Regions from separate parts of the Homo sapiens genome. Here all the other regions are linked to region 3. A link is a loop called in an ENCODE intact Hi-C map of the cell type or tissue named here. Cell type or tissue: PC-3. All regions are shown on one strand.

What was found. Peaks named below come from ENCODE experiments on the same cell type or tissue, not always from the same donor. Only the 100,000 strongest peaks of a DNase experiment are listed, where the experiment ranks them.
Region 1: it touches region 3 in a loop (2.7-fold over the local background); 15 of 110 quality-filtered maps call a loop at or near these places.
Region 2: a loop joins it to region 3, with 5 times the contacts of the local background. A loop is called at or near these places in 4 of 110 quality-filtered maps.

What each region holds. Positions count from the first base shown.
Region 1 is chr12:46,470,143-46,478,142 of GRCh38, reverse strand. SLC38A4-AS1 (SLC38A4 antisense RNA 1) reads right to left here. Exons shown (of 4, transcript NR_125380.1): 3 at 7,881-7,990. All of the region lies in intron 1 of LOC124902923 (a long non-coding RNA gene), which reads left to right. Among named protein-coding and RNA genes, the nearest start is that of SLC38A4-AS1, 90 kb to the right of the region's middle. RefSeq lists an enhancer at 4,121-4,320 and a silencer at 7,636-7,685. In PC-3, no CTCF peak of the experiment used is centred here; DNase peaks (open chromatin) are centred at 4,302, 5,072 and 6,932; H3K4me3 peaks cover 358 bases; H3K27ac peaks cover 3,785 bases.
Region 2 is chr12:47,017,661-47,025,660 of GRCh38, reverse strand. No RefSeq gene overlaps it. Among named protein-coding and RNA genes, the nearest start is that of PCED1B, 58 kb to the left of the region's middle. In PC-3, a CTCF peak has its summit at 4,245 (motif pointing right); DNase peaks (open chromatin) are centred at 3,150, 4,170 and 7,560; H3K4me3 peaks cover 322 bases; H3K27ac peaks cover 2,463 bases.
Region 3 is chr12:46,552,255-46,560,254 of GRCh38, reverse strand. The region is part of intron 3 of SLC38A4-AS1 (SLC38A4 antisense RNA 1); the gene reads right to left. Among named protein-coding and RNA genes, the nearest start is that of SLC38A4-AS1, 170 kb to the right of the region's middle. In PC-3, no CTCF peak of the experiment used is centred here; DNase peaks (open chromatin) are centred at 2,534, 3,224, 3,934, 6,674 and 1 weaker place; H3K4me3 peaks cover 2,126 bases; H3K27ac peaks cover 6,685 bases.

The DNA.
Region 1 (8,000 bases), 82 kb after region 3:
AAGCCTGGTGTTGGAAGATGGGCACAGGAGGAAGAGTCTCAGAGACACCAGAGGAGCTGCCAGAGAGGAGTCTTGGGAAGGAAAAGGAGCACATCAAGAAGGAGGGAGAGGTCCCAGTTGTGAAAAGGCCCAAACTTCAAGAAGAATAAAGACTGAAAATTTGTTAAAGATGTTGGCAAGAATCATTTCAGTGAACTTATAGAACACTGAGGACTGAGAGTAAAGGAGAGGTAAATATAGACAACTCTCAGGAAGTTTGGCTATGAATCAGAGGGAAGAAGACACAGTCAAGGCAATGTTTCTGCTTATTTATTTACTTGTAAGATAGGACATTCTGAGGGTGACTATATACTGATGTAAAAGTTGATATACTGAGAGAGGATAGTTAAAGGAGCAGGGTTCTTGAGAAGATGAGAGGTGACAAAATCCAGGTAAGAGGTGGGGTGATTGGCCTTGGATAAAGGAAGGAATGCTCTCTTGTTTAATGAGGGGGAAAGGGAGAAAAGGTAAATGCAGAGACAAACTACAAGGCTCTATAGCAAGATGTTGCCAGAGCTCCTCTCTGATGGCCTCTTTTTTCTCTAAGACACAGAAGGAGAGCTTGTGCTGTGAATGAAGAGAGGGTAGGGAATGTGTGGAATTGCCTCCATTAAAAAAAAAATAAACAAGGTTGTATTTACATTTGGATGAGCATAAACCCTCAGAAGCCTGTTCCTAGTTTTCCAAAAATCAGAAAGCCAAAACTTCTCTCCATCACAGGGCACCGCAGGAATGGAAAAGCAAAATGTTGATAGATACGTACTCCAGTCAGGTGAGAACAGAGGAGGGAGCGGACCAGGAAAGCCGGATTATGGGGCAGCACAGAGGATCCAGTTGAAGGTGGAGCCCATGAACTTCTAGTGACACCAGTCAGCAAATGTCCTGGAAATGACTGGAGAATCTCTTACTCTAATTGGGCTGTTTAACACATCAGGACTTCAGTAATAAGAATCTTACTTCATCCCTCCTGTGAACACTTAAAGCTGAAAGAAACAAACATCCAGCACAGACTAAAAGAAAAATACAAAAACATAGCCATTTTATGGGACTTATTGGACCTTCAAATGTATAAAATCTAAAGCAAAGTTGTAGCCTTTTGGCACCACCCTCATTTGAGCCTTATGCATTTGTTGGAAGTTCCCAATCTTGTATTTATAGGTGCATAAGATGATGTTAGTATTACTAGATTTATTTGAAGTTAGATAAACATAAACCCTCAAAAACCTGTTCAGAGTTGTCCTAAATCAAATTTTTAAATGCCCTCTATCACTGTGTAGTGAGGTAACAGGGATACAAAATATTGACATTAATTTCATTCCCAATGGCAAAAGCAGGTTCTTATTTTTCTTTATCTGAAATGCTTGACTGCTCCATTTATACCACCATGCTCATAGCCACTCACCCCCACTCTGTTCCAATAAGTCAATATTCTCCTCTTCCCATAAGTCCCCTAACATCTCTGCAGAGCCCCCCAGTGCCTTTATTGCAGACACACGGGCAATGGAATGTGCCCTCCAGAATCCAGTGTAGCTCTACAAGGCAGGGTTACACCTGCTCTCCAGCCACACCCTGCCTAGCCCAGGGCTGACCTAAATATAGAGCTCAGTAGACATGCTGAAGGTCCTCACAACCATCTGGTGGGAAATGCTGGATCCCTACCTCACTCTACATACCCCCAAAATTCCAGCTACACCAATGTCAGAGACATGTGAGCCAGAGCAACTCCATCTTGAATAGGAGCTGGGTAAAATAAGACTGAAACCTATTGGGCTGCATCAAATTAAGGCTTTCTAAGTCACAGAATGAGCTAAGAGGTCAGCATAAGATACAGATCATAAAGATCTTGCTGATAAAACAGGTTGCAATAAAGAAGCTGGCCAAAACTCACCAAAACCAAGATGGCCACGAGAGTGACCTCTGGTCATCCTCACTGCTTACACTCCCACGAGTGCCATGACAGTTCACAAATGCCATGCCAATGTCAGAAAGTTACCCTATATGGTCTAAAAAGGGAGGCATGAATAATCCACCCCTTGTTTAGCATATCATCAAGAAATAACCAAAAAAATGGACAACCAGCACCCTCAGGGCTGCTCTGTCTATGGAGTAGCCATTCTTTTATTCCTTTAATTTCTTAATAAACTTGCTTTTGCTTTGCACTGTGGAATCGTCCTGAATTTTTTCTTGTGTGAGATCCAAGAACCCTCTCTTGGGGTCTGGATCGGGACCCCTTTCCTGTAACACCAAGATTTAAAATGGAAAAATAAAGCTATAAGAGTACCAGGAGGGGAAAAGATTGAAGAATTTTTTCATAACCTCAAAAAAGTGGAAAAGGCCTTTCTAAATTTTTCCATAAAATTCAGAAGCTATAATATCAAATATTAAATGCATTTGACTACATAAAAAATAAAAGTTTCTGTATACCTCAAAACATCATAGGTAAGATCAAAAGAAATTGTACTTTACATGACAAACTAAGGACTAATTTATTCCCTGAATAAAGAGCTACTATAAATCAATAAAAAAAATTAAAGGCAAAGGATTGGAATACCCACAGAAAAGGAAAAAACAAATGACTTAGATTATAAATAGGCACTATACTATTCATAATAAAAAAGATGTAAATTTAAGCAGATCAAAATATTTAACAAATTGTGTTGGCAAGTATTTATAGAAACAGGCACATTCTTGCTTTGCTGGTGGGAATATGAATTATTGTAACCTTTTGCAATTTGACAATAATCACTAAAATTTAAAGTACACATATTGTTGGAACCAGAAATTGACTTCTGGGTATTTATCCCATAAATATATTCCCACAGATGAAAATGCATCTTTGTAATAGCAAAAGATTAAACATAACTAAATGTCCCATGGTGGAAGATTAAGACAATATTATTAAATATTGAGATGGGAAGATCTCCAAGACATGGTTAAGGGGAAAATAGTATGGTTCAGAACAGTGTATAGAGTATGCGATCACCTGTATTAAAAAATATATACACATATCCTTATATATGCATATGATTGTAAATATGCAACATACCCCTATAAGTATATATAAGAAACGAGTAACAGTGATTGGGAAAGGAATAAGATGGCTGGAAAATAAAAGAAAGAAGGATATTTGTATTCAACATATTGTATGTGCACATTTTGAATTTTTTAACAGCTGCTAACAAGTTAAAAATATCAATATCCAGCAAATTAAATGAAGATACCGCCAACTCACATACACATAAAGCTCACTTAACAGTATACAACTGTGGGAAGACTGATCAATGATCAGTTGAAATCACCTCCGAAAGTTTTTCTCTAAATATGAATTCTGGGCTGGGCACAGTGGCTCACGTCTGTAATCTCAGCACTTTGGAAGGCCGAGTCGGGCAGATCCCCTGAGGTCAGGAGTTCAAGACAAGCCTGGCCAACATGGTGAAGCCTTGTCTCTACTAAAAATACAAAACTTAGCTAGGCATGGTGCCTCATGCCTATAGTCCCAGCTACTCGGGAGTTTGAGGCAAGAGGATCGCTGGAACCCAGGAGGTGGAGGTTGCAGTGAGCCAAGATCAAGCCATGGCACTCCAGCCTGGGCGACAGAGCCAGACTCCGTCTCAAAAAAGAAAAAATAAATAAATAAATATGAATTCTGGATGAACGCTTAACATTCTTGTGTGCACAGAAAGCACACATACAGTGGTAACAGCACCATTGCTCCTGCGGAGAGGAACAGAACAATTCAAATCACTGATGTATGAACCTAGGAGCTTCTTTGCAGGCCATGATTATGTGATTCTGGCTTAGTTCCCATCTTAATTAACTGCTATTTTAAAAAATAATTTGTAATGATATCATTAGAAAAATTAAAATAAAGAAAAAAGTCCCTAAATGGTCCTGAGTCAAACTTGAGCTCTGGCCCCACTCAAGAAGAGAGAAAGCGAAAATGGCCTCTGAGATAAGTTTGAGTCTGGTTAAAAGCTTGCTCCTAAAACCATATTTAGACCCTTGGTGTACTGTTTGTCATCAAAGAAATCTGGCACATTATGTAGAAGAGAAGGATTAATGTGACTACCAAGTAAACCTAACAGTGAAATCCAGCCATGTTACTCAAGTTGATGAATGATTTGGAGTGCTGGTACGCTATTGTAAAACACAGTTGACTGTTTACAAGACAGAGCAATTTCTTTTCTTACATTTTCTCCTCCAGCATTTCTGAGCAATTATATTAGGAAGTGGCTGTTTACCCTGGCAGCTGGGCTCCGTATCTCCACCACTGGAGAGGCAATTCCCCGGGCTACAAATACCCGGAGAGCTGACTCATTACATAAAAAGGAAGTTCTGTTTGGTAAAAGAGTTTAAAGAACACACTTTAAAACGTGCATTAAACACTAGTGTTAATCATTGCCAGAAAGGACGAGTAGGCCACAGGCGAGTTGGTGAACTTAAACCCAAACTTATTTTGATAAAATTTGGTACCTTGAACTCTAGATCTTTTATGAAAACTGAGGTTGTAGGCCCAGCACTAACAAGAGTGTCAGGAACTTTCCATTTCCATTATAATTCTAATAAATTTATTAATATTTTAATGTGATAAGTATGACACTTCTCTTTGTTTCCTCATCTAAAACAATAAGCCTGGCATACTTACCTATATTAGGGGTGATGATGAAATTCAGTTAACTATGCCTAACACCGTATAATCCCTGGCGTGGATAGTTCGAAAAATAAATATCTTTTTCTTAATTGTAGGCAAAAATGAGAAAATAGAAAATATCTATTAATAGTTTCATCTATCATAAAATTTTATAGCCATAAAAGATATCTAAGGGGAGTGTATATTCAGGGCAACTTGAATCTATGCTACCTGATTGCAATATATATCTATATGTCTAGCAACTATACTCACAAATACATATGTAGTAATTTTTTCCCAAATTGCTTGTACATTTCCTTTCTTTTCTATCATAAGACAGGAAAAAAAATTATCTCTGGACAATTCCCAAAGTGGATGCATTTTTTTCTTGTCTGGGCACACAGCCAATAGAGATTAAACTAGGAAGGGAATTGATATGACCGTGGGTGAGTATATTAACCCCTCTGGATGCCAGTTTTCTTCTCTGTAAAATAAAAACTGGACTAATAAGTGGTTTTCAAACCTCAGTATATTTTAGAGTTACCTAGGAAAGCAGATCTTGGCCATCAGGTTAGGATCTGTGCATTGGTATTTATTTTTACAAACTCCCAAGATATTCTGATGTACACCAAAGTTAGAAAATTCCTAAATCCAAGCATTCCTAAAGTCACTTCTGGCTCTAACAATCATCAATCTTTTTTAAAACATACCTTCTTTGCATATATAGAAAAAATTTTTTAAGTGTAAAACTGCAATTATATACATACTTTGGGGACATTTTTTCTCTTTTCTATTTTTGTGTGGCTTGCCCTCCTGCTGATACTCCCATGGGCCCCACGGTAACAATCTATCAGTGATCTTCATAAAGCACGCAGGGGCCTTCCTGGTCCCTTATTCTAGATTTGGGATGCTGAATCCCAAACTTCAAATGTATTTTTTTCATCTAACTGAAAATATCAATTATGTGCAAATCCTCTGTTTCCTCTCATTCTGTCTCCCTTACCACCATCCAGATAACCTCGTTCCAACTGATTCTGCACAATCACGATTGTCTGCCTCAGTGTCTCCAGGGTGAGCTCAATGCTTGGTGGGCACTTAGGAATTGTTTGTTGACTGACTAACTGGCTTTGGAAAGGGAGAAACTCAATCTTTTCTGCTGATTGTTTGCTGACTCTTAGTGGGAGGTTATCTTTACTAGGATATCTTTACTAGGAGTAAGAATATCAGAGATGCATGGAAGCAAAAAAGCAGTCGAAAGCCAGAACCCAAGTCTTCCATGAGTCCACTGAACTCTCTCAATTCACAGGCAAATGAGACTCTGAAATTGGACATTGCATATATAAAAATAAAAGGAAGAAATAATGGTTTCCTCCAAAATAGGTAAATAGAGACCTACCAAATAACACACACCAATCCAAATAAATACCATGTGGAATTTGATAAAAATTGTTATGCTTAGTCTATTTGATTATATTTGTTAAATTTTCAAAGAAATTGGATCAAGTAGAGAAACTGAATGTATTGTATGGTGTTCTATTTGAATAGTAACAAGAATAATAAAGCTAATTTGTAATTTGGAACAGGCAAAAAATTAATAAAATTTTGCTCATGGGTGGAAATCTTCATGAGACTGAAATTTCATTCATTTGCTCATGGAACCAAGCATGGGGAAAAATGTTCCCAATGAATCACTATGGATGAGAAGCTGAGATATGATTTACCACCTCACCTCCCCATACAATACATTAATGGTTCCCTGCATGTTTTACTTTATGTTCATCCAAAACACCCAGATTAATAACCAAGCACAAGAGTGTATATAACATCACATTGCCCATCTCTGAGGTGCCAGGAAGGATCGTGCCAAAACCGTCAGGAAAATGGATTGTGCTGCCTCCCTTGGCAATACAAACCAGTGTGTAATAACCCTCTTAGTCAGTTTACCCTTCTGTTGCCATTAATGTAGATTACAAACTTAACTAAGAATGCAGCAAAAGATCCAAAGATCAAAAAGAGCATGGATGACTACACACCCTCAAATCTATAAAAAAAAATTAATACAGAGCATACACATCAACCTGTTCTTAAAAACACTCTCAGAGCTGTCACATGTGCTAGATAGTTCTCCACAGAGAAGACCTTGGTCTTCAGGATGTCAGGCAAACCTCCTGACTCAAGCACTGAAATAAACACAAATCACCATTATGAAGTCAAATCTATAAACAAGCTTGGAAACCAATCCAAAATCCCTCAGATCCACACCTATACACTCAGTGACTCATGTCTATGAGCCATGGTGACCATGCCCAGGGTTGGGGTCAGAAGAATCAGGGGAAGTGCAATAGCAAGGGGACTCTTCCACAGCCTTTTTTGAGGGTTCTTCAGTCCTGGCTAACTCTGCATTCCATTTATGATGCCTATGAGGAATACAAGAGGAGCTTCAAATAAGCACTGGGTATATGAGCCTGGAGCTCACCGAAGTCAGAGGGGGATGGACATGTGGGAGTTTTTAGCATGTGGGTAACCATAGCAAAGCCTTGCAAATTAATAAGGGCCCCTTTAAATAAAAAAAATTTCCATTATAATTTTGGCCAGCCTTCCCAAAATAGACTTTCTGCATTATTATGACAATATTTTAATTTTGAAATTTTCATAAGATTTACTCTGTTGCAAATTAGCTGTTAAAACTTACGCAAGTCATTTAATTAAATTATTAGGCTCTTAGTTTCTTCATCTGACAAGCTTAGATAAATAATAATTATAAACTCTAACTTCAAACGTTAATCTGAGGATCCAATGAGAAGACAGATAGAAAAGCACTTAGAAGATTTAAAACATTATCCAAATGAGACGTTTTATTTCTATTAGGGTTTTTAAATTTTTTAATTTTGAAATTTGTCATAAGATTTACTTTGTCAATTCCTCCTAACAGTGTCGATTTCTCCTAAGCTTGCCTTTCAGTCTTGGTGTTTGGCCTTTGGGACCAGTCCTCTCCTTCCACCTTTCACGCCCTGTCTGGTCCACATCTGTATGAACTACACTCAGCTGGTCGATGTTACTTTCCTACCCAACCTGCTCCTAGAGGAAAGTCAGGGCTCACAGAGGCTCCCTCCAAATGCACAGCCATCAAGGAGAAACAATATTTGTCACCTTGGGCTGCCATAACAAAATACAGACTGGGTGACTTAACCAACAGAAATTTATTTCTCACCATTCTGGAGGCTGAAAGTCTGAGATCAGGAAGCCAGTATGGTCGGTTTCTGATGATGCTTCTCTTCCTGGCTTGTGGGCAGCTGCCTTTATGCTGTGTGCTCACATGACCTTTGTGTAA
Region 2 (8,000 bases), 470 kb before region 3:
CCAGCCACAGTTATATATCAACTCCAGTCCAAAAAAAATTCCCCAAGAGTAACTATTAATATGTTCCATTTCACTTTATTTGGGATTACTAAGATTGTTAAAAGAAGATGATAAAAGACGGAGACTGGGCACAGGGTGATGAAGAATGCAGAGACCTTCATTTGGTACTGGCAGTACATTCAAGCATCTTAAGTTTAAACTGGGAAGAATCTCAATCATTTCTTGGACCAGCTACCTAAAACTAATAGAAAAAAGGCAATGTTTGAAAACTAAATGGATTTTTGGCATTCAACAGCTAGAGAAAATGAGTTTGGGGGCTGAGGGTTTGGGGGAGGGAGGGCGGTATTTTATAAAGGTCACTGTCCCAAATGGAAGTCAAATGCTTCATCTTCTTTAACTGCAACAGAATACAGCTTTTTCAAAAAATGAATAACCAGTGAAGGATATCTTGGTTTTCTTTCTTACCCATTAGAGATAACTGATAAAAGTTAGGCAATAGAAGAGCTAGTTGGTAAAAATTCATATTAATTAATTTGTTGGTAAAATTATATATTCTTATAAATTATAATAAAGCCATAATGTAGAATTATAATTATATCAAAATTATAAGTTATTTTGTTGGTAAAAATTCATACTATTTTATGTCTCCTTGGTGGCTACTCTGACACATTTTCTTTAGTTTTTTTTACTAGATCTAAATGAATCAGAGGGCAAAGATCTACATTTATCTTGTCAATTTCCCCATATCCTAATTATATGATATAATTATTGTATTTTATAATTATTTTATGTGTACATAATATGTACTTAGCATATATATCATATAATTATTGGATATATTATATTTTTCTTGTATCTTTGTCTCAATGCTACAAAGAGAATAATAGTAAGGATAATAAATTACTTTCTAACATTAGCTCTGACCATCATACACTGTAACAGAGCTTTGGCCAATGCGTGGGCAGTGGCATGCTGGAGCTGGCTGTAGTAGCAGCTCAGAAGAGCTGATTGCGAGCATTTCTTTCCAACTCCTTTTTCAGTGACCTCAAGCTGGAAGCTTAAAATGAGACATAGTGGGAGTAGTTATACCATAAATACAGTACAAATCAGGGCTTTTCCTCCTAACAAACTAGTTTACCAGCACATCATTGATTAAATGTCAGAAATATATATATATAAAGATCTATTTTGTGTGGTATCAGGTGGCAGGAGAGAGGAAAAGGAGAGGTTTTGATTGCTGGAGAAGTGAAAGGGTCTTGAATTCAGCATCAATTCATAAAATTGGTTGAATCATAGAAATCTGCTAAGCTTCAACTATTTTTGTTTACAACATATCATATGGTTCAACCTAATACATGAGGCTGCAAGTAACAGAAACCCCTACAAACAATAGCTTATATAAATAAAACTTTTTGTCACATTGCAAGGAATCCAAAGGTAAGAAACGTCCTGATACAGCTATTCAATGAACTCAGCGATGCTGTCAGAGACCTATCATCCTGTTGCATCATCCTTAGAAAATTGACTTTTGTCCAGGTGAGATGGCTCACGCCTGTAATCCTGGCACTTTGGGAAGTGCAGGTGGGCAGATCGCCTGAGGTCAGGAGTTCGAGATCAGCCTGGCCAACATGGTGATACCCCGTCTCTATTAAAATTACAAAAATTAGCTGGGCATGGTGGTGCATGCCTGTAGTCCCAGCTACTAGGGAAGCTAAGACATGAGAATCCCTTGAACCGGGGATGTGGTTGCAGTGAGCCGAGATCATGCCACTGTATTCCAGCCTGGGCCACAGGATGAGACTCCGTCTCAAAAAATAAAAGTTGACTTTTGTCCTCAGGCTTGTCATCTTATGGTCACAAATGTCTGCTGTGCCTCCAGGGACTATGTCTTCATTGCAGGCAGAAGAGAAGAGAAAGGCAAAGGCTGTCTTCTGTAAGTTTATCAATGTTAATCAGAAAGACAAAAGTTCTTTTCTATGTTATCTGTGTTAATCAGAAAGACAAGCCCTGGAGGCTCATTCAAAAACTTCTGCTTTCATCTCATTGACCAAAATTTGTCACTTCATTCCCAGACAAAGTTACAAGATTACTAAGATTACTAAGGCTGGTTTAGACCAATCATAATTTATCCCTGGCCCTGGGATGAATCACGATTGGTTTAAACCCATCCATAAATACTCGACAGAGGGAAAGATCTCAGCAGCCACCTGAACGAACTTAAGGTTCCATTGGCTTGGGGAGGGAGGGGTGGATATAGGAAGAACAACAAAGGAGATCTATCACAATGCCCTTGAATTATGAATCCAGGAATCTAGAAACAAAGTAACAAGCTTTCCCATTTCTTGGTTTAGCTATGTAAAAGTAGTTCTATGTGTGTGTGTGTGTGTGTGTGTGTGTGTGTGTGTGTGTGTATCAGTGGTTGTTAAGCATTGTATTTAATTAGCATGCAGCTCAAAAAGTAGTTTGGCAAAATTTATATATTATATGATCACAGCATTAAAATTTATTCTTGAAGTCTCAGTCTTTACACTTTAATCTTTACGTGGCACAGTGGTCTGTTTACAACTTTTAAAAAAGATTGAGAGGGCCTTAAAGTAACATCACTGATCTAGCACGTTGGCCTAATAGATTGTTGGGAGAAGATAATGATATAAGATAAGGTATGTTATAATATAAAAATTTCTGAATAAAGAGCCTAATGCTAGCCATTTTAAGGAAAGCAGAAGGAGTAAATATACTCTTCTGCAGTGGTGATGGCATCATTTAAAAACTCTCACAAGTTATTTACCTACCTTGACATTGCAGGATCATGTTATCCAAGTGATTTGTAGTCTTGCCTCTGGAATAATGGCAGATCAACCAGTATAAAACCCTGGGTAATATACTAGTCTGAGTTAACTGTTTATACTTCGCTTTCCTGTTGATTTACCTATGGCAAATAAGACAATGCATGTCAGTTCTGCTCTTGGCTAGACTTTGTAGAGTAGTAGGTACAATGCATGTTTTCCTGACATGGTTATAAAGTATTTTTTGTCACATTTATAAGCACGGCTTCAAAATTGGACACACTTAGGTTTTATCCAGAAGCTGCCCTTTACTGTCAATGTGGCTTAAAATAAGTTATTCAATGACTCAGCCTGGTTTCTTCCTTTATAAAATGAAACTTTATCAGGTTGTGTGAGGACTAAGTAAGAAAAGTATGTAAAGTATTTAAATCACGTGGCACATACTAAGAACTCAATTAAATGGAGGTGGTTTTTGTTTCTGTTTTCCTGTGTTTGCTTTAAAGAAAATTTTTCTGAAATGATTGCATTAGTGATAACTGCTCCTTTAATAATAATAAATAAAATAGATGTTTAAAAATAATAACAGAATAATAACTGTTATTTCCAAGGGCAAACAAACAATAACTAATTCTTACACTTCTTTTCAATACTATCTGTATATGTTTGGAGAATATGATTTTACTTTTTTGTCCTTCTGTCTTCAACAGCAAAACCATTCAGTCCCTCATTACTTGCCTATGAAAAATGATGTAACGATTAAAGGAATCTCTTGTTTGACTTTGAGATGATTATAAAACAAGGCATTTGAAGGCAATTCTATAACTAAAAGATAAAATCATTATCATTATCTCTCAATCTTTAATATTGGAATAAAGCAATATATAAGATCATGCGATTATGGTTATAATACTACAAAGAATCAACTAAAATGGTGGATATGCTGCCACTCACACTATGCATGATAGGTTTGATCCTTTATAAATACAAAACCACTTTTAGTTTTAAATCCAAGCAACCAGAAAGCTCAAACATACATTTTTGTATACTACACAATGAGAATTAGTATTCAAAGCCTAGACCTATAAGATCCTAAAGTACCATCTGAATAACAAGAGTAAAATTAAATCTAATTTAAATTTAGGGTCAAATGCATTTTATTGTATTCTGGTTCTTGGTATATGGTTAATGCACATATGGTTTGTGCATCATGATACAGCGAGCTAACAAATATATTTAATTGTTCTTGTAATAGCTTCATTTCTTAATTATATTGGCTAAGTAAGAACTTACAAACGATCCTCTACACATCATCAGATGACTCAACATTTGGCCATTGGCTTTATACAACTGTGTCATCCCTGCATTGTATCAAAGAAGGAATCTCACTGGACTTTCCATATGTCACTTAAAGCCTCTTCTACCTCAACAAAGAATGGAAAATATCACAACATCAGCCACTAGATGGCACACTAATAGCAGTGATATTCTAGCATCAGGCTGACAACATTTTTGACATCTATGGAAAGCTAGAACAATAGATTATATGGGTATACATTCTATTACTGAGTGAATATCAGCATAAAAAACTTTACTGTAAATGTGTATTTCTATATAGCAAGTTTTTTTTCCATTGACTTCCGTTATAAAATCAAAGGTGTGTTTCTCTGGGTAATGAAAGATGATGTGGGAGTTGAAGAAAGTTATCACATAGGGAAAGCAACAAGTCTCTTCTATTAACATATTTAAAGGAAAATTCTATTTCAACATTTTAATAAAGGTCTTGAAATGTCAAGAGTTGAATGTTGTGTAGTTAAGATTAATTTCATGTTTTGCACAACATCATGCAAGTCTAGAGAAATAAATGACATTTTAACTGCCCCAAATACCTGGGCTGAAAAATCACCCAGAGGTAATTCCCTTGAGTTTCTCTGAAATGAATCCTAACCCTCACAGAATGCTGATGGGTTTTAGAAATAAATAGTCTGGGCCAAAAGAAAGGAGGAGAACCAGACACAGCAGAGACAGCAATTAAAGGAGAACAGCAAAGGAACAAACACAGCAGCAGATTCTGCAAGCCCATAGAAGCAATTGAAGGAAGGAGAAAGCACATTGATTGAAAAGGGTACTTGGAAGGGGTAAGAGAATGCTGTGAAAAGAGTTCTTAGTGATGCAATGATTCGTTTTTAAAGTTATGAATTTCCACATAAGGAAGATATGCCTGAATAAAAACCAGATTCATTTCGTAATGAAACAAAAATTACTTTGTGGCTACAGTGTCTGTTTTAAACATCATTATTTATCAAATAACTCTTCTTCAAGGTCGGATTCACAGCTGTCTCTCAAATAGAAAACATTCATAATGATAGAGTCATGAGTCTCCTGTTATCTGGCTGTCTTTCCTTACCTAACCGTTCTCATCTGCCACGAAGCTCCAATTCATATTCTAGCCAGGCAAGCCTGCCCACTGCTCTCTGTCTTTGCTTCATCTCCTATACCCTTGTGCTTTGCTGTGGTAAAGATAGCTAATGTCCTTTCCATAGTGTAGCGTTGTTGCTGAGAAGCTCTGCCCAGCCAGGGCCCTCATTTTCCAGTCCTACCCTCCCTTGCATCCAGGTGGGACTAGTTCTTGCCGGTGGAATATGAGCTGAGATGATGTGTACCATGTCTTGGCCAAGTGGTTAAGAAGTGGTGGCACATACCCTGTGCTTTCTCTTTTCCCATCTGCCCACTGGATGTTGACACACAGGATGATCATGGAAGCCACATGTGGAAGGTGATGGAGACTTCCAGCCTACGGCTCTGCGTGAAGCTATGAAGCAGTCTTCCTTCATCCACACAGCCGACCTTCCACTCCTGCCACCAAGCAGGAACATCTGTTTTGGATTTTATGTGAGTGAGAAATAAGCTTCTATTGTGCTACATTATTATTATTATTATTATTATTATTATTATTATTATTATTATTATTTTACTGTAAATAGCCTTACTTTAATTTATTTGCAAAAGCTATTTTCCTACTTGGAATGCCTTTTTAATTATAGGAGAGACACAGACATTTCATTGAGTGCTATTATGAGGTAGGGACATCATAATGGTAACATCTTCACAGTGATTTATACATGGTATCGTTGTCTTATCCTTCCAATCCCAAGAGCTAGTTATTATTATCTTAGTGGTACAGCCTTGATGTATTCTAGTGGGTAATTCTGTTTTAAGTGTAGTTAGTTTCTGAATTTGAACATTTTACATTAGAAGGTCCAGCTGAAGACTTAATTCACTATCAGGAATGGGGTTGAGTATGCCAAAAATTGATAGGGAAAATATGGGAGATAGCCATATGGCAGTCTAAAATATTTAAGTCTGATAGTAGCATAGACACAGGCTTTGGGTTACATAAGGAGATCATAGAGAAAGATTAAATTGATAAACAGGGTAGGCTCCAGATCAAGAGTCATATTGAATGTCAAGCTTAGAAAGTTGAACTTTAGTTCATAAGCTGGGTGTGTGCATGCATGCATGCACATGTGTGCGTGTGTGTGTGATTAAATCTTTTGTGCAGTTAAGTGACATGAACCATTGCTTTAAGATCTGCTTGACAACAATATTATATATAACCAATTTACAAATTAACTTTTAGAAAATGTTTTCCATTATTATTATTAGGTTGGTGCAAAGATAATTGTGGTTTTCGCCATTAGAAGTAATGTACCAAACTAATATTATATTATTGTTGTGATGGAACTGTCTTATGTGCTGTAGGAGTTTTAGCAGCATCCTTGGTCTCTACCAACTGGATGACAGTAGCAACTCCCAATCTTCTCAAATCACGACAACTCAAAATATCTCCAGGCATTGCCAAGTATCCCATAGAGAACAAATCACCCCTGGTTGAGATCCAGTGTTCTAGAGAGACAAACAGTTCACAGAGTGAGACTTGTCTTTGTTTTTATTTGAAGACACACCACTGCCTGATCGTCTTAAATCAGGACAAGAGAAGCCCCTGTCCGTAGATGCTATCCTAACTTCCCCGTCTCCCATTTCTGCCCCCTCCTTTTGTCAGAAGACCCGGGTGCAGGTGGCTACACTTCTCTCCATAATGCAAGGAGTCTTGGGACCACAGAGATGTGGCCACCTACATCCTGTGGCCTCCTTTCTACCATATTCTAAGTATCCATGGCCAGGGAATTTTTTGTCCAGATAGTCTCATTTTCCAAGAGATGGTGCTTGGAGGAGGTAATGGTGGTGGTGGTGTGGCTTGAGTTTGGACATGCCGGCTGAGATATCCTTGTATCTATGCTCACAGTACTGGGCAGAGCCGGTATGGAGGAAAAGTCAGGTGATGGTAGGTTCTTAAAATTCCTGGGTGGATCTTCAAGAAGTCTGAGAATTCTAAATTTGAGTCTGGCCTTCTAGCCTTGGGTTCTTTTGAGAAACTTAGAAGACCAACACCGATGATGGTGGTGTGTAGGAGCACCTTGTGAACAGAGGTGGTCATGCTCAGCTGGACTGGGTGGGGTGCAGAGAAACCTGAGCCAGGTGGGACTTGGGCTTCTGTTTGCCTCTTGCTTCAGTCATAATTTGTGTTGCATAATCCCATGATGGGATAACTTTGTGGGAGGAAGAGCTTAAGCCTCTGAAATCATGAGAGTCTAGGATATAACCTGATTCTGCCTGTAGAATCTGTGTGGTACTGGGTGAGGCCAGGAAGGATTTGGATGCTTTTACTAGGCATAAAAGGAGGAGGACATCCAGAGGGCATGTGAAAAGGCTTGAAGATGTTTGTAGCATGATTCAGTGTTTGAGACCTGTTTAGGGAATGGGAAGACAAAGGGTGTGGTTGGAATGCAGTGTGCTTGGGGAGAAGAGAAGGTGATGAGTTTGTGAGGACTTTGTACAAGGGGCCAGAAGGCCACTCAAAGGAGCTGAGACTGTCTCCTGCAGCATCAGAGAGCTTTCGGGGTTGCTAAGCAGAGCAGAGGATCCATCTTTTATCACAGTTTAGCCCTGAAGGAAAATGAAAGAAAGTAGAAGCTAGGAGATGAGAGAGAATATAGTTTAAAAAATTCTAAGAGACGCAGGGCTGAACAGATAGTAGGTGTAGGAGTGAAAGGGGAGAGAATGGAGAGGTTTTGTAAATTCACAGTTGCTCCTAAGAATGACTGCACACTATGAACACACCAAAACATAGATTTATGCTTTTTCATTTTTTTAAAA
Region 3 (8,000 bases):
CAATGTCACTCTGAAGGGTGGGCACCAGTGCCATAAAAGGATTCTCTTTGTCCTGCCTTCTTCTCCATTTTCATCAGTGATTCAATGAATTTGTATATGATACATTTGCTATTTTGTGAATGAAAAGAATCAGGGAAGAATAAATCCTAACCAGGCAGAAATGAGAATGCTACTGAATTCTGATAGGCTGGAAAAATAAGCCTAATTTAGGAGGGTAAATTTCATTAAGTGCAAGTGTAAAATATTGTTCAAGCACATACATGCACACACACAGCCCTATGTGAATAGGAATTGGAGGACGCAGGACAGGAGTAGATTTTTTAGAACAAACTTGGAGCCTTGGAAGCCACACACAGAGATATATCCTCCAAACTCAAAAACAAGGTGGATTTTTTGTGGTCTAAGTGGTCCTAGACTCATCTTGAAAAGCAAAAAAAAATGTTATAATGTTTCCAGATTTAATAACAATCTTCAGGTTTTTATGGTTATATTTGTTTGGATTAAAATCACTTAATATTTGACTGCCATTTTAGATTTCTATGGTATCTGTTTGTGTCATCTTTTTTTAAGCAGAAATATAATTTGGTGCCAGTAAACAATTGCCTCTGTGAGCCTTGGGAAAATTAAACCTTTCCCTGAATCTTCATGTAAGCATGTAAGGACTCGACCAGATACAAAACCAGACACGAATTTGGCCTTCAGCCTTTCCCATAACTATGAGAATAGCATTGTTGTGGCCAAATGTAGATACGTAGACAAGGAGCTTGTTCTATTAGAACACTTTCGTCTTTTCTGGAAGGTTCTCAAATATCAAGATATATGATATGAGTGTTGCTCCATCAAATAAATTTTATTTGAGAATCCTCTCAGAACATCAAGCTACAGCAGTGAGAGGCACATCTGTTAAACAGAGAGTATGCGAGACTTACCAAATAAAGAAATTAGACCTGCTGTTTATGCCATATCTTAAAACATCTTTGCTTTCCTTTGTCTTTTGTCTCTATTTCTCTCTCATCCATTTATGTGCATATTTTGCCACTACCAATGTAGCAGAATACAGTGGAGGCACGTGCATAAAAACTCTAACTTAACATAAACAAATTATATTTCAGGTTTATTTTCACTTCAGATATATGTGAAATTTGCCCTTTTAAAAGGTAAGTTTGAGCATTAAGTTATTAATACTTTTTTCACTCTATCCCACGGCCATTATTCATAAGTGATAAGGGCCAGAAAAATGGGCGTATCTTCAAACATGTAGCTACCAGTCTGCATGCCTCACAAAACAAAACTGCTTCCTATAAATATTTTCACATACAAGCAAATTTCCCTGCGTACCATGAGGAATGCGACAGAGACAGGCAACCTACCATTATACTTCCAATAAATGCAAGTGCACAAGATGGTTCCTGAACTGTTGCCACGGATTTCAGTAATATCTTTTGGTTTACCAGACACATAATTGACTAGCTCAGACTTGACTAAAAAAAATAAAAAATAAATGCTAAATGTCTGGTATGTCTGTAGAAGAAAATGCCAACAATATCATGTGTTACACTGTTAACACTATGAAAGAAAAAGGAGTGCTAGAGATCAAAATTTTCCATCCTTACTTTCTCCCTTAATGAACTGTTATATTTTCAGACTTTATAAATATAGCATAAATATCATCTGGGATCTACTCTCTCCTTGATTCAAACATCCATCCCATGGGTTGTAAAAGACCAAAACCCTCTCCAAAATATCTAGACATTTGTGGGGGAAGGAAAGCTGGAGAAGGAAGAGCTGGTACTTCCTTGGCTCCAAATGCCTGCTTCTGCTTAATTTACTCATTTACCACTCTTCCTGTTGGTGCTGACCCTATTCCACCCAACATGGAAGGAAACCTTTCCCATAATTTTCAATCCAAGAACAAAAGAAAACCCTCAAAAAATGGGTTCTTATGACAGACTTTACTAAAGTTTGAGGAGTTGGAATACATTACAATTACAGAAACAGACACCACTTGATTGACAATTAAACATTCTAGTGCTGAATAATCCTGCAGACACCCCAACGCCTGTATTTTCACTCACTGCCTTTACCCTCTGTGATTTCCCAGTATTGCATCATCTCCCTGGCTATTCTGCTCCTCTCCCCTTCCATGAACATTTCTCCTTCTCTACCCCTTCTTTCATATATCTTCCCAATTCCAGTGAAATCTCTGCATATCCAACCACAAAAATTAGTACTAAGACTACCTTACCATATTCAGATCCAAAATGGTGCTCAGCAGACCAAAACATATCTTCTGTTTACAGTATCCAACTTCCTCTGAAGCCAGTTGGGGTTGGTCTTGGCCATTTCCCCCATTTAAATGATAACATATGTGTTTGTTAAAATAATTTGGAGCAGGATTTGAAAATCTGGAGAAACCAGTTGTTTATGTCTTTGCATATCACAACTTTTTAAGAATATAAATTTCAAATTAACCCAACTATTCAAGGTTATTGGAGTGAGTCATGTCTCTCCTTTCGTGCTCATGGTTGCTTAATCGTGAAAAGACCATCATATAAAGATCAAGGAGATCAGGTTCGATTGAAACTTTTTCCTGACTTCCTCACACTGTCAGCCACCCTGGCTCAGCATCTCGAAGTTTTCCCTCCAATGTAACTATCCTTACATGCTATGGAGGATAAAAGCAAGATAGGAGTGTCTTAACATGAGTGAATTGTGACAGTTAAGAAAATAACATTGTATCCCAACTTCAAATGATTTCTTAGTACATAAGTGTTACCCTAATTGCCTTCTCTTCTAAATTGTTGTTTGGCTTTTTACAGACGTATGCAGCATTAATTTTTTTACACATTTTATACTTATGCACTGTTGTTGTATTTTGTAGTCATGTAATAAATTATGCTGACATAGGTGGGGGCAGAATCTGCTGTCTTCAAACATTGCTTATCTCATGTCTTACAGATGCTAGCATCCGATTCTCACATATGAAGTGAATCTAAATGGTCTCACACAACAATTTTTGTCGTGGGGTTATTATTCTAATGATATCAGTTTGAAATAAGATTCACTTTGACAAAAAGAAAGAAAGACGTATTTTGCTAAAGAGAAAAAGAGTTCCCAGATTTACTCTTTTTTTTTCCATCTAGCCAAAGCTGTATTTCTGACTGAAAGTGTACCTTACTCACTCGCCTTGTTGTTCAACTCATGGTTTAGAGATGCCCTGGAGGTGAAAATGACTGCTGAAGGGCTTATTCCATCCAACCCTATGATTCACCGGTCCTATGAGCCATAGTTTGTAATTGTAACATAATGGAAGATATTATTTTATGAAAGGAGAAGCTATGACTTGTCCAAAGAAGAAATATACATTATAGTAAATATAAGGTGAATTAGGATACAAATTAACACTTTCCTTTTGTATGAATAGGATTTGAGTGAGTCATTTTAGATGGGAAAAAAAAGAGACTAAAAGTTTAATTGATTATTTAAAACATTTGGTTTATTCTTAATGAGTAAATCATCCTAAATTATGTGTTTTCTTTGTTCTTAAGGAAATGAGCTTTTGAATAGAAGGATTTAAATACTTTAATATTAATTAAAATGTATTTTTACTTCTTTAGTTACTTCAGAAATATATATGTTTTAAATTTCCTTTTATAGTAGATATATTTCCACTTCATTAATCAAGAAAATTTTATTGGTGTCATATAAGTACAAGCATTTAAAAGAAAAGTAAGCAATTTGCCAATATGATGAGTAGCCAAATTTGAAACTCAAACACTTTAAGAACCAACTGACTTACAGTAATTGTGTTGTATTTTTCCATCACAGACAAGAGCATTTTGGACTATCTTATTATAAATCCAGAGTCCAGGGAATTCCAATGAGATAATGTCATTGACCTTGAGTACAGATAATCAGTGGTGAATGTTGTAATATGATAATGTGAAAGTTGCAAGAAGCTCATTCTCAGACTCTATTAAAAAACCTGCTAAATAAACAATAGGATGAGGCACAGTGCGAACTAAGGGAGCAGAACTTTAAGGCATGTTACCTAAAATAGAAAGGCTTCTAAATAACTCTAAGAGATTAAGAGTGAGCCCTCACGCTTAACTGCTGTTAAATTAGTTCAGCATGTGAGCATCTATCATGTACTCTCTCCTCTGCATCATGTAAGTGACCAAAGATAAATGTCAACTTTTGTCTCAATGATTTTCATTTAGTTTTTTCCTTTGCCTTTTGTATCATTTAAGTCAATTAAATTTTCCACCATTCTGAAAGCATGCAGCTTCATCAAAAATACTCCATTTCCACAAACGGCACACTCCACTGTGAATAAGAGAAAAATGTTGACTCTTTAAAGGAGCAATGCCATAAGAGAAAAAGGTGCTATGTATTTTGCACCTACAGGCTGCCAAAAAACTCCTTGATATTTGTCAGAAATGCAGCTGTAATTAGGGAGAGCAAAAGAAAATCAACTTCAGTTTGTTAACTGACCTGAGGCATCTAATTCATGTACATGTTCATTTTGTTAAAACATGCAAGCAAAGAGCTATTGGAGGCCATATGCCATTTGTTATGAAAAGCACATTCCTTTAGTCTTTGTAATGAAAGCCATATGGCTTTCTGAAAGTTAATTATATCATAAATATGCCGTAATAGTGGGGAGTGTGGTCTAGTAGTTGCTGGAAGAAACTTCGAGACTGGTTTTGAGTCAGTTTCTCGGTTGATTCAATTCAGAATTTCGGGGAAGTCACATGCCCACTGTGCCTCAGTTTCCCAATACTGAGAATGATGATAATAACATAGCACCTAAGTAAGAGAAGAGAACTGAAATGTTTTCTTACTTAAAGGTAAATAAAAAATACAAACTATAATTTAGGTCAATAAACAAACAGTAAAAAGATTCTTTTGAAATATTAACTGGATAATTTATCAAAATTGTCGCTTCCTCCTTCCGGTCCTTCTTTCCCACCACCAAAAGAGTAATCTTTCTGAAACACAAGTCAGATTGTTTATTCCACTGTCATACCTTACTTGCAAAATAGTGCTTGAATTCTGTATAAATGGTCCCCAGGCTGCTGGTCCAACCTCATCTGCTACCAGTCTCTCCTTGCCCTGTCACAAAGACATACACACCATGCCCTACATAGGTTTCACTCATTACATCAAGGATGTCCTACATCCTCTTCTCCATTTAACTCATGTGTGTGTCAAGGCCCAGACCATCATTTTTCCCAAAGGAAGGCCTTTGACTCCTTTAGGCCATTGGTAGTTCCTTGCCCTGAGCTACAATAGCACTTGCTGTATACCTTCATAAGCACTTACAACATTGTAGAGTAATTATTTTTAAACACACCCCTCTCTTCCCCATCAGAATTGAGGCTCCTAAAGGGAAAAGTCTATGCCCTGTAAAATAGCAGGTGCTCAATAAATAGTTTATCGTCCACTTTTTAAAGTCAGAGATAACTAGCTGTTTGACCCAGGGGCCTAGTTGTTAACTAGTTTCCATATCCATTTTCATCTCAAAACCCTCTCTCTGTTAACATTTTATAAGAGTCAGAAAATGATCCCAAGGGACTCGTAATGTTCTTAACTATTGAAAACAGCTTTCCACTGTGCTATCCTTTTGATGCAAGAAAATAAACTTATTTTAGAAAGTTTTTCAACAAAAACTAAAGCCAAGTGCTTTCTGCTTAAACTTAAGCTGACTAAAAAATTAAATAAAACTTAAGTCTTCATTCCCCAAATATTCCAGTTAATCATGGTTTTCTGGAATCTTCATGCAGCATGGAAGCCGAATGAAACAAGAAGCCAACATGTCCAACAATTATATCCCCACCTTGACATAACTAATTGAAGACAGTTGTGCCTGGCATGATAATAATGACCCTAAATTGTCTAGCATTAAATTCCCATCCCAGTGATACAGAACATTATTCTAATGGCCTAATTTGATTTTTAAAAATTACAAAACTGCACGTTGTGCACATGTACCCTAGAACTTAAAGTATAATAAAAAAAATTCATTTGGTTATGCTTGTGGTTTATACTTTAGAGGAAAACCTCTCTCAGATTTCATGGGAGTTGGATTTTGTAGAAAGTAGGTGTTCAAAGAATCCTGTTTTAGGAAGTAAATCATATCCACATGTTCTAAGAGTAGCAAAAAAGCAAGAACATTTATGTCTGTGATATGTTCATGTGACTCAGAGCAAAATCAGAGAGGAATGTCTAAATATCAGAGGACATTGGACAGAGTCTGACTTACAAATTTGTTGGGAACTGCTTTATAGGAAACAAGCTTTAGGATCTGATTTGAGGACAAGGCAACAGGGAAATAATAATAATAATAATAATAATAATAATAAAGGCAGGAGGGGATTATTGATAGAATTGAGCTCCAAACTTTTAATTTCCCCAAAATAGTTTCCAGATGGTCAAAACTATCTTTCTATGTATGATATTTTCAGGCACTAAATAAAACATTATTTATTTAGTAAATAACTAAATTAAAAGTTATACATCTGCCTACATGTTAATTTCTCAGTAAGATAGCACATTCGTTTTAAATACTGTCACTGTTGATACTAACCCTTTGATACTCAAGACACCTACCTGCCTGGGGGTGAGCAGTATGTTCTAATTTCATCAGAGCTTCAGATTTGTCACCACCCCTGGGATGCAGGGCTCTGAGTCATGAGGATATAACAATCCTGTACTTTGATATCCACTTTCCTCCCAGAAGGAGAGTCCTAACTAACTGTTTGAAGATGCTCTCCCTTCTTCTTTCTGCATCTATAGGTTGCAAGTTATGAAACTATTGCAGGGGGAAAGAAAGGAAAACTACTAACAAGGGAAATAAGGTGGCATTTCCTCATTCTCCAAATCCTTTGTCATCTTACCGGAAACAAACCCAAACTGGGGCTCAGAAGACTGGAGGCTCCTCCTCAAGCCTGCCTCTCTGCTAAGTTAATGAGCCGCTTTTAACCTCTGTCAGTCTTCTACTTTCTTAATAGAAATATTAAGAGTATGAATAACCCTATTAAGTACAGGTGAACTTATTAAAAGACTATTACATAAAAACATTGACTTGCAAAGGATCATTTTTATTACTAAGCCATGTATGTATTCATTCATTCATTTGACAATTATGTTTGAATGCCTACTATATATCAGAGAATGGGTGCTGGAATTTAATAATGACCGAAGCACAGTCCCTATCCTTGTGGAATTTAAAGTCTAAAAATGAAGACAAGGGTTGATTGAATAATCACAAAACAGAAAATTACAAACTGATACGTATAGAATTACAACACATAATTATTATGATCCGGAAAATACTGTATTTTCACTATTGAATGCTTTTGTTTCTTCTCTAATTTGTATATCAGTTCATTTTAATCATCGAGGGATTCCTGAAAAATACTTTTCCAGTATAGCATGCTATTTGTAAGTTGAGGCTTTTAGATAATGATTAGAATTGAGATTTCCAGATGAAACTGAGTCCTCATTTAGTGAAACAGAGGAAATGTTGGTACAAATTTAAAACCAGAAGATAGGAAGACAAGACCTAAAGGACTTTTCCTAGAAGAACATGGGACATATTTACAGGAAAACCGTCTTTCAGTCTTTTTAATATAAAGATCCTACATCTAACCTGAAGGACATAGCATTAAATGAAATTAGCCAGGAAGAGAAATACAAATACTGCATAACCTCACTTATATTTGGAATATAAAATAGTCAAACATAGAAGCAGAGAGTAGAATGGTGGTTACCAGGGGCTGGAGGCAGGAGTGAGGGGAAGATTCAGGAGATGTTAGTCAAAAGATACAAAATTTCAGTTAGACAGGAAAAACAAGTTCCAGAGCTCTATTCTACAACATGGTGATGATAGTTAATAACAAAATATTGTACCCTTGAGAGAGATTTTGTGTTCCCACCACAGAAAACAAAGGATACGTAGGTGAGGTAATATATACATTATATATTTAGCTCAATAT